Regions from separate parts of the Mus musculus genome. Here region 2 is linked to region 1. Evidence: chromatin loops called from intact Hi-C (ENCODE). Cell type or tissue: gastrocnemius. All regions are shown on one strand. Region 1 has its middle 22 kb from the start of Gm25721. Region 2 overlaps Aff1 (AF4/FMR2 family, member 1).

Evidence for each region. A loop is a pair of places that touch in the nucleus more often than their neighbours do. Peaks named below come from ENCODE experiments on the same cell type or tissue, not always from the same donor. Only the 100,000 strongest peaks of a DNase experiment are listed, where the experiment ranks them.
Region 2: a loop joins it to region 1, with 4 times the contacts of the local background. A loop is called at or near these places in 10 of 42 quality-filtered maps.

Annotation. Positions count from the first base shown.
Region 1 is chr5:103,675,959-103,683,958 of GRCm38, forward strand. No RefSeq gene overlaps it. Among named protein-coding and RNA genes, the nearest start is that of Gm25721, 22 kb to the left of the region's middle. In gastrocnemius, a CTCF peak has its summit at 4,580 (motif pointing right); a DNase peak (open chromatin) is centred at 4,580; H3K27ac peaks cover 880 bases.
Region 2 is chr5:103,840,037-103,848,036 of GRCm38, forward strand. It overlaps Aff1 (AF4/FMR2 family, member 1), which reads left to right. Exons shown (of 20, transcript NM_133919.4): 12 at 1,020-1,117; 13 at 2,191-2,431; 14 at 2,952-3,052; 15 at 3,172-3,232; 16 at 6,198-6,331; 17 at 7,000-7,071; 18 at 7,678-7,815. Among named protein-coding and RNA genes, the nearest start is that of Gm42139, 42 kb to the right of the region's middle. In gastrocnemius, a CTCF peak has its summit at 4,099 (motif pointing left); DNase peaks (open chromatin) are centred at 4,112, 5,605, 5,934 and 6,839; H3K4me3 peaks cover 730 bases; H3K27ac peaks cover 5,023 bases.

The DNA.
Region 1 (8,000 bases):
GGTTCAGATCCAGCACCCCGTAAGAAGCTGGGTGTCCAGCTCATGCCTGTCGCTTGGGCTCCAAGGAGGATAGAAACAGGAGGCTGCTGGCTGCCAGCCTAGCCAAGCAACAGGAGCCCCAATGAAGAAAGAGACTGCCTCAGATGGAGTAACAGGGAGGGAGTGATAGGGTCTAACCTCTGCTAGTGGATGGATCAAGTGTGTTCACACACTCACACACACATACATTTTTTAAGTGTATCTAACACTTTGGAGGCAGAGATAGGAAAATGAATTTTGAGAACAGACTGGTTTACAAAAGAAGATTGCAGATCTCTGGAAGTTCCAGGACCCTGGGACCTACATAGAGAGACACTGCCTCAAAAGAAAAACAAAACAAAACAAACAAATAAAACCTAAACAAACACACACACACACCCCAGGGCTCAGCAAGCTGTCTCAACTTGTAGAGATGCAAGTTTCCAAGGTCAGTTTCCAGGTCCCACACACGTGATAGAAGGAGAGAATCCAGTCTTGCAGGTTGTCCTCTGACCTCTACCTGCGTACTCTGATACACACCGGCACATACACAAATGCATGATAAATAAGAAACGTAATAAAAAGTATATAGCAGATTTTATAATGTGAAACTACTTCTATTTCTAGTTAAACTTCAACAGCTTTGTAAGGTGCTTAAACAAAGCCCCACCCAGTAATAACCTTGACATTGCTGAAGGAAAACCTGCCCAGTGGGATAGCCTTCTACACACGCTAAGTCATTTTCCCCCAACCCCCAAGGCATGTCTATCTGTGACTGTGACCTCATTTGAGAATGATATTGCTACAGATGCCCTTGAGTTAAAATGGGGTCATACCAGACAGGATAGTTCCTAAATTCAGTGACACGTAAATGCAGTGACAGATGCCCTTATAATAGAGGGAAATCTGGACACAGACACATACGGAAAATTCCATGTGTTAATGATGGAGACAAATACTTGAGGGATATGTCTTGAGCCAGCATTCGCCAAGGGTTGCTAGAAGGCAACAGACACTACACATAAGTAAAGAAGAGGCCTCTCTAAGAGCCTGCAGAAGGAGCATAGTCATACTAACCTTACTTCAGATGTTACACCTCGAGAGCTGAGAAGCAAGGCACTTCTGATGCTGTGTGTATGTGTGTGTGTGTGTGTGTGTGTGTGTGTGTGTGTGTGTGTGTGTTTATGACACTGTAATTAGTCTTTGCAGCCCTAGGAGCATAATACATCTCTTTTGTTTGCAATGAGAAGGCGTGTATCCTTCCATCGGCTTGTGTATAGATGGAAACAATCCAGCCAGCCAGATGGTCAAAAGAGAGAAAAACCTGAAGTTGTGGCGCCAAAGAAGTATGGGAGTAAGGAGTGTCACGGGCCTTTCTTAGCAAAGACAGCATCGGAGAGATATTTATGTCTTTGTGAGTGTTAACCAAAGGAGACTCACTGTAAGCATGATCTTACAGAACAATATAACATACTCCGTAGAAGCCAAACAATCTTGTTCTTCTTACTCCCTGGGCTCATACACAATGTGTCCATGATGGGAAAGGTGGATTCTGGGCATGCGCTCTACGATGCAGACCAAGGCTGACCTGGCTAACACAGTTGCTGAGAGCGTTATTTGCCATCTGCAGACACCAGCCTCAAACCAACTCTTCTCTCCACTCTGTCCTTGACTGCTGCAGGAGGGAAGGCTATCTCTACACTCTCTTACATTAACGGAATCTCACCTCATTTGTGCGGGCTCTCATGATACAACCTAACCAATTCTCAAAGACCTTGCCTCCAAATACTGTTTAGTTTGGGGGTGGGATTTTCAAACTAGGAATTTGAAGGGAGACCACAGCAGTGATAAGACACCTTTAAGGACAGGGTTCCTACAAGCTTTGGCGTTTGCGTTAAGTCAGAGACTATTTTTCAACCATTTCCTCCACAGTGAGTGTATCCAGGTCTGGAAGTCAAGATGCGTGATCAGGAGAGACAGTTATTCATGAGCAGTCTACTCAGAAAAAGTCTCTTCTTGTCTTGGTAGCTCTGAGGTTTGCTGATCCAGCCATGTGGCCATGAGTGTGGAATATGATACTACTGCTTGCCTGTCTTAAGCTCCTCCGCAGCCTGGTGACCCGGACAGAAGGTCTCTGTACGGAGAGAGTGACTGCTCACAACCATCAAGAATCCCAACCACACTGAGGGGCTACTGTACCGTCAGAGCAGGAGTGTGTGTTACATCAATGCCCGGTAGGACATACTAATAGAAAAGTGTAGCAAACACATCACAAAGGAATGGAAAACCCATTGTCTGAGAGGTTAGGACACTTCATAGGCCAGCAGACCAGCTGAAATAGGAACGAAGGAAATAGGAAGTAGGCAGTAGAAAGAGAACACATCAGCTCCTTAGCTCTGGCCTCAGGACCAGCAGCAAAGACAAGGGTAGTTTCACATTCGTATTCATTACATGTGCGCTGATTCATAAGGATCCATTGTTATTTTCTTTTATGTCCATTAGCATTTTATGTTCAGGCTGCTGGGAGTTAGTTTTACGTCTCAGACTCTGGGAAACAGAATATCTAGTAGAAACAGGACTGAAATGAAAAGCAGTCAGTCTTTAGCCATCTGTGGTGGGGTGTGTCTTCCCTCATAGCACTTTCTGGGTGCAGGCAGGAGGATCAGGAGTTCAAGGCTAGCTGGGCTATAGAAACCCTGTCCTGCCCATAAACCCACCCCCAAAACCCCACAGGACCAAGGGGCCAAGGGTATGGCTCAGTAGGTTAAGACACTTGCTGCCAGCTGGGCATGGTGGTGCACACCTTTAATCCCAGCACTTGGGAGGCAGAGGCAGGCGTATTTCTGAGTTCGAGGCCAGGCTGATCTACAAAGTGAGTTCCAGGACAGCCAGGGCTACACAGAGAAACCCTGTCTCGAAAACAAAGCAAAACAAAACAAAACAAAACAAAACAAAACAAAACAAAACAAAAACAAAACACACACACACACACACACACACAAACAAAACACTTGCTGCCGAGCCTGAGTTTGGTCCCTAGGACCCACATAATTGACTCCTATAAATTGTCCTCTAATCTCCATGTATGGTGGTTTGAAAGAGATGTCCCCCACAGTCCAGACACTTGATATTTGGTTCCCAGTGGCTGTTTGGGGATGCCTAGGAGGTGTGGTCTTGCTGAAGGAAGTGTGTCACTGGGGGCGGGCTCCGAGAGTTGAAAGATTCACCCTCCTTCCAGTTGACTCTGCTTCCTACCTGCTGTTGGAGATGTGAGCCCTCATTTCTGTTCCGGTGTGTCCACTGCTCACTGCCACAGTTGCCCGTCCTGACTCTCATCCCTCTGGAACTGTAAGCCAAGTAAGACCTTCCTGCTCCTGGTCATGGTATTTTACCTCAGCCGCCGGACACACAAAATCAATTGATCAAGTTTAAGGTAGCCAGTGCTTGAGTCATTTCTTATTTTGAATGAAGTTGATCACTTCGGCCTTCGTGGAGCTGTTTGGTACTGGGTGTTGGAGCACAGAGATTGGGACATGCTCTACCGTGGAAGGACAACCCTCCCCACAGTTATTACCGCTTTTACTTATCGTGAAATATATTCGTATTTTGTGTAACAATCACTGTGCAACTTCTCGACTCCACCAATTTCTCTGTCATCCCAACTGAAGTTCTCTGTGTGTTAAGCAACCACCTTCCATTTTTCCTCCCGACCTGGGCTGTGGCAGCACCAGTCAGTCACCTTTGTGTTTAGATGAGTTTGACCGTCTGGTTCCATTGTATTTGTGGAATCATATAACAACACGAGCCTTCTTGTGAATGGATTGTGGGGGAGGGGATTGTTGGGGATTGAAGCCAGGGCTCTGTGCACACTAGCCCAAGTGGACTGCCACGGAACCAAATTCTTAGATCCTAGGTATGTGAATTTTTAAAAAAAGATTTATTTATTTATTTAATGTATGTGAGTACACTGTACTTGTGCAGACAGCTGTGAGCCTTCATGTGGTTGCTGGGGGTTGAATTTTTTAGGGCCTCTGCTCACTCCAGTCAACTCCACTCACTCAGTCCCTGCTGCTCACTCCGGCCCAAATATTTATTTTATTATACTTAAGTACACTGTAGCCTTCTTCAGAAAAGTGCATCAGATCTCATTACCGATGATTATGAGCCACCATGTGGTTGCTGGGAATTGAACTCAAGACCTCTGGAAGAACAGTCAATGCTCTTAACCACTGAGCCATCTCTCCAGCCTCCCAGAACTGAATTTTTAAAAACCATTTATTTTTCAAGGAATAATGGTGTATGTCTTTAATTCCTGGACTCAGGAGGCAGAGGCCAGTGGATTTCTGAGACCACGGTTAGCCTGTTCTACATAGTGAGATCCAGGACAGTCAGGCTATATAGAAAGACCCCATCTCAAAAATAAACAAGGAATGAAAAAAGTTTGTTTAATTTTTTATTATGTGTAGAGATGCATGCATGTGTGTTTTGAGCCTTTCAGCTCCATTTCCTTTTCCTGGTCAGAGAAAATTTCTTTGCCAGGTCATGCAATGTTGAGCCTTACCAATAGAGGGCACTAGAGAGACGCTGAGGGGCACTGGTTCCTCCCTGTCATGCTGGTTCTAGTAACTGTTCCTGTGGTGAGGAGCACTGCATCTTATTAAGTGCCCCAGGCTAGCCCAGAACTGACAATCCGTATTATTTCTTAAATTTTAGAAATATTTTAGTGGAAGACGGGTTGCCTAATATACGCAAGGTCAATTCCCAGCACTACAAAAATAAGTAAATAATGATAGTAAGCAAATTAGCTCGGTCTGCGTCCATTTCGATCCTTCCTCCTGAAGTGTCCACCGTATTAATATTTCACAATTTTTTAGGTTTCAATTCTGAGTTGTAACTGATCTAATTTTATTTTCATTCCTCTCTGCTTTAGACCTAGGGGCCTTTTCCTTTTTTAAGACTACATTAACTACATCTGGACTTTTTGTTTTCCTTCATTTCAGTACTTCCTAAAATAAACTTTATATATATATATATGAAGTAAGCAGTGGAAAGAGGAGACATCAGCACCTTAGCTCTGGCCTCAGGACCAGCAGCAAAGACAAGGGTAGTTTCGCATTTGTATTCGTTGTGTGTGCATTGATTCATAGGTATTAATCGTTATTTTCTTTTATGTCCATTAGCATTTCATGTTCAGGCTGCTGGGAGTTAGTTTTACGTCTCAGACTCTGGGGAACAGAATATCTTGTAGAAACAGGGCTGAAACAGCAATCAGTAGCCAGCTGTGGTGGGGTGTGTCTTCCCCCATAGCACTTTCTGGGTGCAGGCAGGAGGATCAGGAGTTCAAGGCTAGCTGGGCTATAGGAACCCTGCCCTGCTCCCATCCCCAACCTCCCAAAAAACTACAGAGCCAAGGGGCCAAGGATATGTCTCAGTAGGTTAAGGCATTTGCTGCCAAGCCTGAGTTTGATCCTCTAGCCTATACACACACGCACACATGCACACACACACACACACACACACACACACACACACACACACACAGTTGTTTTAGATAGGGTTTCACCATGCAGCTCTGTCCTGGAACTCACTATGTATGCCAGGCTAGCCTAAAAGTAGTCAGTTGTTCAGTATTGTTTTTGTTTCAAGACAGGGTCGCTCTGCATAGCCCCGTCTGTCCTGGTACTCATCCTGTAGATCAGGCTGGCCTCGAGCTCAGAGCTCATCTGCCTCAGCCTCTTATTCGGGGTGCTTGGATCAAAGATGTGCCATACCACACTCAGCATAAAAAAAATTTATTTTTAAAGTTAGTCCTTGTGTAATAACTCTTCCTTGAATTTGTCAGTTTTATTGTGGCCCCCCACATGGGTGAGTGTGTGTGTGTGTGTGTGTGTATGTGTGTGTTGTTGTTGTTTTCTGGAGACAGAGTTTCACAGAGCCCAGCCTCCAAGTCATTGTGTAACTGAGGACAACCTTGAACTTGTCCAGTTTATGCTCCCCCTCCAAGTTCTGGGATTAACAGCTTGTGCCACCACATCCGGCTCCTTTCTTCTGCCTTTGAGACTTGATCTTACTCTGTAGCCCAGGTTGACCTCTCCCACACAATCCTGCCTTTGTGTTTCTGGAGGTGAGCCATCGTGCCCCGATCAGACTTGAGGTGGCTCACTTCAGATGGTTTATTTTGAAAATTCTAGGCTCAACACTTTTCTGTTTTGTCTTGTAGCATTTAATAAATGTTACTGCCCTGCAGCCGGTGTGCCTGTAAGAAATCAAATATCACGTGTCCTGTTTCTAGAAGGTCTCAGAATGTCTTCTTCATTGTTGATACTCTTAAATTCCTCCATAATGTGACTAGTGTGGACTTTTCTTATCTCCTCCCTTTCAACCTGAAACTCGACTCTATTATTTACCAATATGCCTTCTTCCGGCTCTGTCTTAGAACACAGACTCCTGAGCACAGGGCACAGCCTCGATTCCTTCTAACTTCTTTTCCCGACTCATCTTCCATAAACTCTTCCCCTTGCTTCTCTATTCTTCTCTATTCTCCATATTTTCTTGCTGTATCTTATTCATTAGCATTCACTACAGGTTTCCCCATTTGGTTAGTTGTTGATGTTTAGAGCAGGTGTCAGCAAACGACAACCTAGCACCTGCTTTTGCAAACAACATTATCTCAGAGGAGTGGTCCTTTCAAGGATGTCAGCACTCTGGTGTTATTAATGGCTAAATTCAGTGCTTGTGAGAGAACACGGGTGACCAATGAAACTTACATTTTTACTAACTGGCTGTTCACAGAAAGCTCGATGGGCCTGGGATATATAGCTCAGTTGATATGTAGCTTGCCTAACATATGCAAAGGCCTGGGTTTGATCCCCGGTACCCCATAAAACCAGACAAAGCAGTGCATGCCTGCTATCTAAGAGCACAGGAGATCAGAAGGAACTCAAGGCCATTCTCTTCAGCTACAAAAAGGGTTCAAAGCCAGCCTAGGATACATTACAAACAAACAAACAAACAAACAAACATGACTTGGGTGATGCACACCTTTAATCTGAAAATTCAAGAAGCAGAGGCAGGTGTGAGCTCTGAGTTTGGGGCCAGCCTGATCTGTATAGTGAGTGTCAGGACTGTAAAAGCTACTCAATATCAAATAAAATAAACCTGCCCCCCCCCTTTCTTGAATGCTGCAATTAAAGACACGTAGCACCATACCCAGTCTTAAAACATTTTGCTTTAGAGAAAAATGTTTGAAAACCCCTATTCCAGAGTAAGATTTTTTTTCCTACTTGTCTTTCTAGCACAAAGACCTACAAGGTGCCTTGCCAAGGATAGTCCAGGATTATGGAATGACTAAATGAACAAGTAAATAAATAAATATGCTCTGAAGGACAAATACAATATTACGTGTATGTGTGCATGCATGCACACGTGTGCACATGAACACACTAGCCACACTAGCTAGAGACCAAATCCAGAGCTATGGATTCATCAGATAAGCCTTCTGTCACTGAACTAAGCCCACAACCTAACTGATTCTACTTCAAAAGGAAGGACTGAGAATATAGAATATTAGTGTGAAGGGCCAAAGTGTTCTGGCTTAAGGGACTAGAAACAGTACAAGACATCAAGATGAGGATGGGACGAGCTTTTCCAGCAGAGCAGAATGCGTCACAGAAAGGAAGCTGATGTTTTACCTATGTGGGGTCAGAGATTTTTGCTGAACACCCGACCAAACAGAGTGACAAGCTAGATACCAGCATCCCTTAGTCTTCCATTAAGGCAGGCACTGAAGATACGCACAAACATAAAGGAATTCAGCCACTTCATCAACTTTACTTAGAGTTGGGGGAAAATGGTTTTCCATAAAAATGTACTGTTTATCTTAACTTATAACTGGATATTTAAATTTTAGTCATAAATATTTCTTTTTCTTAAAGCAAAGACAAAAAGAACTACTTAAGAAACAGTCTTACCCCCTCCCGCCC
Region 2 (8,000 bases), 160 kb after region 1:
GTGTGGCCTTCAGGTGGCACAAGAAGGTGCTAAACAGATAAGAGATTTACTGTCCCTGTGGCAGAGTTCTGTTTTAGCCTTTCATTAGACAAGAGATGTGTGGGCGTTACCGTTGTTCTGAGCAGAGAGCCAGGCATGTCGTAATGACACCACAGTCCTGCGCTCACCAGTACCTCTCACATCCAGATTTTTCTGTTAGGGACTGCTGCTGGCTCATGCTCACTGTGGAATGGAACTTGGGGCATTTTAGTTGTGGCTTTAGGCCTTTTTTACCTCACACACTAGATTTTGCTATTAGATTTATCACTGTACATTTTCTGTGTCTTCCATTAATAATGGTTACAGTTTCATCTAATCTGTGTGTATGTGTAGCCAGACTCAGACAAACCTCACATGTTTCATCTTATGAAAAACCCAGAGTTTAAAATGCAAGACAAGCTGGGTGTGGTGGCACACACCTTTAAATCAGCTCCTGGGAGGCAGAGGCCGGCGGATTTCTGTGAGTTTGAGACTAGCTTGGTCTACACAGCGAGTTCCAGGACAGCCTTTGTGTGTGTGTGTGTGTGTGTGTGTGTGTGTGTGTGTGTGTGTGTGTTATGTATAAGATAAAGTAGGAGAGGGATTATATGCACACACACATACATAGGTGACAATGTAGGAGAAGGGGTATATTGGTATCATCTATATTATACATATATGAATGACATAGGACTATATACATATACATATAGCAGTGACAGTAGGAGAGGGATACTATGGAAGAAAAGAGGAGGAACCAGCAAGCGTCAAGGGTGGCCAAGAGAAGGTAATGACCAAAGTATATTATGTGCAAGCTGACAGTGCCGTTAGAAGCCCGTAACTGTGTAAGGGTGCTCTCTCCACCTGTTTCACACGCAGTCCATACACCTGAGGGCGCACCTCTAGTGGTCATTTAGGTCCAGTTGCTGTGTCTGCACTTCCCTCTCCCTTTGTCTGTGTGATGGTTCTAACATGTCTGTGTCTATCACCTGCAATAACAGGGTGACCCAGAAAAAGAGCACAGTAACAAGAGACACAAACTGGATAAGTCGCAGACTGCGTCATCTTCATCTTCCCATACAGAATCTTCCAGAACAAAGTGAGTATCCAGGCGGGAACAGCCTGCGACAGTAGCGGGCTCCATTTGCACTAGAAACAGAGTGTGGTGCTTACTCTCGGCCATGGGTGTGCTCATTTCTTTGGTGGCAAACTGAGATTTATCAAAAACATTTTCACAGAGCATTTCCTAAACACCTAGAATTACTGTTTATGTACATAAAATCAGGGTTGGGGATAACTCCAGGCCTTGCACATGCTAAGCAAGGTACCCTGCATCCAGCTGCCTCTTACCTTCAATTCTTTTTTTTTTTTTTCATAGAAGAAAATAAGAATCAGTTGTATAGGTTAGTGGCAGAGCACTTTAGGATGTAGCGATCCTAGCTTTAATCCCTAGTTATTTAGATGGACAGACATACAGACATAGAAGAAAAGCACTATCAGCCATTTTCTTCTTCTCTTCCTCCTCTTCCTCCTTCTCCCCTTCCTCTGCCTCCTCCTCCTCTGCCTCTTCGTCCTCCTTCTACTTTATTTTATTATATTTTATTTATAGGCGTATAAGAAAGACGGGCAAAATTGATTCAAAGCCCTGGGGTAGCTACTGGGTTTTGCTTGGACTCAGGACAGCTCAGGTTCGATGCTCTGTCTTTAGAGGGACAGAGGTATGCCCAAAGAGATCAGTAGTGTTGAGGTAGCATGGCTATAAAGAATACCTGTCATTCATGCTCTCTGGCTTATTCACAAAATCGCCTCACAAGAGACTCGGCAAAACACAAGTATATCCCAAGTACTTTTTTTTTGTGGGGGAGCCTGCTGTCAGTTATGTCACCCTGCCACGTGAGGGTGACAGTTGAGCTTACCTGTTTGTTGGGGTAAGGTACGGATAGGTGAGCAGGGAAAACCAGTGATAGAAAATGGTTAAAATCTTCCAGGTTGGTGCAAACCCTACAGTTTGGTACTATTCAACAGCTGGATTTAATAAAGCTTGAGAAAGTCCCTAAATCCATAATTACATGCTTCATGGCACTGCAGTCTTTTGTGCCGGTGACCACCTTGTCCATTATAAACATACTCAGATGTGATGTGTCTTCAGCTTCCATTGTTGTTTCACACCAGAGCGCCCAGGTCCTCCTCAGAGAACTCAAGAAAGGAAATGCTGCCTCCAGCATCGGCGTCCTCAGTCTCCTCTTCCTCATCCTCCCAGAAGCCAAGCAGACCTGCACAGAAGAGGCCAAGGCCAGACGAAGACACGTGTAGCCAGGAACCCCCCAGAAGTGCCAGCAGCACAAAGAGCAGCTCTACAGACCCTCCCGCTCCCAAGCACAGAAAAGTACAGGCCAGGGGCTCTGAACACAAGGTAAGCAAAGCCGCTAGTGGGTCTCTCACACATGCTGGCAACCTTGAGTTGTTTTTAACTACCACAAATGACGTGATAGCTACTCTTATAGAAAATATGGGGTGGCGTTCTTTGTTTTTTTCTCGAAGTGATCAGAGATGGAAAAATCACAGCAGCTTTCATAGTGAGTTTCTTTCAGATGTTGAGATGTTGGCTTAAGAGTTCAGTTCTTTGCCTCTTTAATCTCAGATACTTCAATTATCCATCTTAACAGGACAGAAATCAGCCACCCTGGCTTCCAGTTACACTGGTGCGTGCCGGGGGCAGAGAGACCACTCTGCTTGTGCGTTATTTGTTCTTCCTCACGTAGATGCCAGGCCACAGAGCCAGGTACAGCCATAGCTAGGGAAGTGGTGGCCAAGCTAAGCTAGCCTGTGGTTTTACTGTTACCCACCATGCACTCTCCTGGCTTTGGAAGGCTGGCGCTGCTAGGTCCGTGGCCTCTCGAGCTAACAGCACAATCTGTGGCTGTGTTTTATAGGGATCTTCTGGGGATGCTGCGAATGCTGCAAATCCTTTTCCAGTGCCTTCTTTGCCGAATGGTAACGCTAAACCAGGGAAGCCACAGGTGAAGTCTGACAGGTAAGCCCAGTGTCTACCCCACCCCCCACCTCCCCCTTTCCTTTTCACCTCTTCTCCTGCCCCAGGTAGTCATTCTTATTTGTATGACCCACACCTGCCTTTTCTTCCTTGTTTTGCAGACAACAAGCTGACTTTCACATGAAGGAGGCTAAAAAGCTGAAGTGCAAAGCAGAGACAATGGTCAGTCTCTGTTCCCATGCCCTTGATTAAACAGTGGTTTCCATTCTGCCCTCACCATACGTATGGGAATGGGGCAGCGGGTAGAGTAATGTCTGTGGGTGCTCTGGGATTCGGCAGCAGGGAGGAAGACTGGGGACCTGGGGACCTGGGATGGGGTAGACAGGAAGAGGGTGCCTGCTGTTAGCCACTTGTAAGCAGGATAATCAGATGTCTTATGACTGAGGTCTGAGGCGTTCTGTGTTCTTTGGCTCCTATAGTTCAGTCTGATCGTGTACAGGTTTGCAGACTGTATCTGAGTGGAACTTCATCAGTGGGATGTCGGTTTAATGTATGGGTACTTTTCTCAACCCACTGAATCAGTTCTTGAGATGTCCCACCCTGAGTGCTATGCAAGGCGAGGCAGCCTATTTGCATTCCAGAGTGATCTTGTGCACAGATCTGAAGGGATAGCTGGCCTCGGGAAGAGATTGTAAGGTGCAGGCACTATAAACATGTCCAAAAACAGTGGCTGTCTTCATCTGCCAGCCTCTGGGCTGCTTCTGAAAGGGCATGTTTTGCTGTTAAGTATGGGCATGGTAGGATTCCATTTTCCCTTAGTCTTATTTATTTGTTTGTTTGTTTGTTTGTATTTAGTTTTTATTACACTTATTTGGGGTTGGGGGTTGTGCCATACTCATAAGATGACTCTCAGGACTTGGGTCTCTCCTTCCTTCCACCATGTGGCTCCCAAGTGTCAGACCATGTCATCAGACTTGGTTGAAGCACTTTTACCTGCTGGGCCATCTCAGTCACCTTCTTCATCCTATTTAAAGATCCTGGAGGTTCCCCAGACAGATTGTCTCTGGTTCTTTGTGACAAGCTGCCCCCTTGTGGCCATGGGAATTTTGGCCTGTGCCTTTCTATCCCAGGTTGCAGGCCCCCTTGTTTGTCAGATAAAATGGTCTCTGGTCGCCTCCCATGCCTAGTGCTGTGAGGGGTCAAGGCACTGAACCTGCTCTGTGCCCTGGCTGTGTGTGCTCAGTCTGCACCAAGCAGGGTTGTGAGCTCAGCCACCTCTTTCACACTTCCCAAGATGCTGTGGGCTCATTGTGACTGTTTCAGGTTGGGTTAGGGGAGAGGGGGACCTATTTTGCACTGTAGGCAGAGAGCAAAATCTTACCTCACTTAGACACTGTTAGCATTTGCAGTTAATACTGCAGAGAGCTTCGGGTTGCATCCCCTTCCTCTCTGGTGAGCCAGGACCCTCTGCTTTATACCTGTTATACCTGTTGCATCTAATTGTAATGACTATTCTCGGGACCTGCCAGTTCTGGAAGTGACCTGTTTGTGGTCTCCCTCCTCTGCTTCTCATGAAAGATCTTAGCCCAGGTTGGCCTCAGACATGTGGCCATGCTCCTGCTCGGCCTCTGAGTTCTGGAGTCACTGAGTGCCACTGTGGCTCAGCTACCACAGAGCTGTCTACTTGGCGTTCCAGACAGTGAGGTGCACAGCTGGTCATGGGGATGTGTTTCTTCTTTACATTGTTCTCTCCTTGAGGAGGGAATTCTGTTCCCTCCTAGAACCGAGATAGCTGTCTAGCTGTCTCAGGAGACCCGTTAGCCTTAAGGAGGTAGGGATGGAGTAAGTTTATATGTCCCTTCATTTCTGTACTAAGGGCAGTATTCATTTTGGAAATTCCCCGAGAGAAATGGTTTTAAGTAAGTTTGAGAATCAGAGCCTTGGGTTTCCGTACAGGAGTTAAGAGCACTTGCTGCTCCTGCAGAGAACCTGGGCTCGGCTCCCCAACACTGCATGGCAGCTCACTTTGCCTGCAGCTCCGGGTCTAGAGGATCTTATGCACTCCTTTGGCCTTTGCAGGCCCAGCACATGTGTGGTGTCGATACATATGCAGGCAGAACACCACACACGTGAAAATAAAATAAAATAAAAGAGGATTGGTGCTCCACCATCAAAGCAAGCTATTTATCACCCACACAGCTGACCGAGGCATACAAATTTCACTCCTACTCTGCTACAGATTTTCTGAGCTTACTCTTTTAGGGAAAACCACTAAGTTTCTTCTAAAAACTGAAAAGCTTTGGGGCCTCTGAAATGCAGGTGTGCGTGCTTGTGTAAGTGCATGGATGTGCATGGAACACTCCACTTTGCTCCTCTACTGGGAAGAGGCACCAAAAGCAGCGGGAGGGAGGACTGTTTCCCTGCCCTGGAGCAGCAGCAGCACACAGAAGCCCAGAGCAGCTGCAGACGATCTCTGCCTTCCTGGTTTCCATGCGCATCCTTGCTGCTTTCATCCCTGTTGAACACAGTGAATTGAAGCATTAGCAAAACCTACAAGCCAGCCCCAGTTAGCCAGCTGCTCCCAGCGTGCGGTGCCTGTGCCACGTGCAGAGAAGCGGGCTGTGGGCCACATTTCCGCTTAATTGAATTGACTGTATGCCACTCAGCGAGAAGATCAAGTGACCAAATATGTGCTCAGGATTAGGCAGACCACCGGTGTCCGATTTCCACATTTCCTTGAAGGGGTTTTGAGAGTCTGTCCCTGTTGGCCAGGGCATGTTTTTGTACAAGGTGCCGAAAGAGATGAACAGTCTGTTGGGCTCCAAATCATTAAGTGACCAGTTACATATTTTATATAACCTCAACCTCCACAAAGAAACTCGTGTCTGTCCTGTTAATGTGCTGCCTCGTAGGCTGCAAGGGTGATTGGGCTGCAGCTGGTAGCAGCACTATACCCTGCTCGTGCTTGGCGGAGTTCTAAGCGTTGTGATTTTCTTTTCCCTGGTGGATTTTTGCTAGAAGACAATCTTGTAGGTCAGTGCTGACTGCCATGGCTGGTCATCTCATTCTATTCTTCCTCACCCGTCTTTCTAATCAGGTGAAGACGGTGGAGAAGTTACAGGGTTGAATGGGGTAAGGGACCGATGGCTGCCCACAGCCTCATGACGCCTGTGTTCCTCTCCCACAGGTAGACAAGGCTGGAAAAGCCTTCAAGTATTTGGAAGCCGTCCTCTCTTTTATCGAGTGTGGAATGGCCTCAGAGTCAGAAAGCTCAGCCAAGTCGGCGTACGCTGTGTACTCAGAAACCATAGACCTCATTAGGTAAGTGCTGAGGTATTCTGCCACCGGGCCAAACCTGTCGGTCTCCCCACCTGCGGCTAAAGAGGGGGAGCCCTACAAAGCTAAAGAGGGGGCCCTTTGCCCTTTCTTGCCTGAGGAGGCCCTGGGTGGTTGGTCCACAGGTTTTTCACAGTTAAAGTGTGTTGCATATGAGGGAGCACAGGATAACTGGATGCAACTGTGTCGTCTTTTTTTTTTTTTTTTTTTTAAATTAGGTATTTTCTACATCTCCAATGCTATTCCAAAAGTCTCCCATACCCTCCCCCCCCTACTCCTCTACCCACCCACTCTCACTTCTTGGCCCTGGTGTTCCCCTGTACTGAGGCATATAACTGTCAAGTGTCCTGAAGAGAACGCTGAGCCTCTCAGGGAGGGTGCTTTTCCCAGCTTAGGTTTCATAACGGGTGTCTTCTTTCTCCACTGTGTGCCCCAGGCCTTTCATTAAGGGCTTATGAGGACACCACACTTGAGAGAGCAGGCCTCAGGGCCAGGTCTTCTGGGCGGCATGTGGTTGCTCTTAACCCTTTCCCTGCTGGGTTGCATACCCCTTCATACCCTCTAGAAGACAGCAGCAGCACAGCCAGCATTACATGCGCTGCCCCCCCCTCCCCCGAGTTTAATGTTCAATGCACTGTTTTATCTCCCTGCAGGTATGTGATGTCACTAAAATGCTTCTCAGATAACACGATGCCAGCACAAGAGAAGATATTTGCTGTTTTATGGTACAGACTTTTTTCTATTTGTTGTACTAAAGCTTGTTTAGTGCTTTTGTATAAAAAAACACTAAAGTTTTGTTTCCTTTGACTAAAAAAATATTTTAAAAATATCTTCCTTTTTTTCCCTCTTATTTTGAGCCAAGTTCTCTCTACATAACTCTGGCTGTCCTGGAACTCATTATGTAGACCAGGCTGGCCTTGTAGAGGAACATAGAGACCGTCCTGCTTCTGTCTCTCAAGCACGCAGTGCTGTTATTAAAGGCACATGCCAGCACGCCCGGCTCTAACTTAATTTCCTTAAAGTGAAAATTATGGCAGGAGGGAACTTAGTCTGACTCATGGTCACTAGGAACTGGTACCTCCTGTCTTCCGATGGCCCAGGAGATGCTTCGGTCTTAGGGTTTAAGTGATATTCTTGCATTTGTTTTTCTGCCAACGTTTCCTTTGGGTGGTGGTGTACCTACAGTATAGTGAGATGCTTAAGGGGACTTGCTCAGCCAGAGGGGAGAACCCAGTATGCTCACAGGGGAGGACTGGGAGAGTATATCTGTCTGTCCACAAGGAGCTCTGCCTGTGAGGCCACCCAGACAGAACCTCTGGTTTCATTCACAGCTTGCGTTGCCAGTCCCTTTTGAACATGGCGATGTTTCGATGTAAGAAAGACACAGTGATGAAGTATTCTCGTACTCTCAGTGAACACTTCAAGAGTACTTCCAAAGTGGCCCAGGCACCTTCTCCATGCACGGCAAGGCAAGTGTTAAGTCTTGTTAAGTCAAGTCGCTCACGTCCGGCTTCTGTGGCGGTTTATGTGTGACTATGGATTTCCCAAGATCTGTGTTGTTCATCTTTTATGTGTGTTGGCCCCTTAAACTTTAAACCGTTAGCTACACCGTCCCTCTGAGAAACAGGTAAACTAAACTTAGGTTGATGAGGGT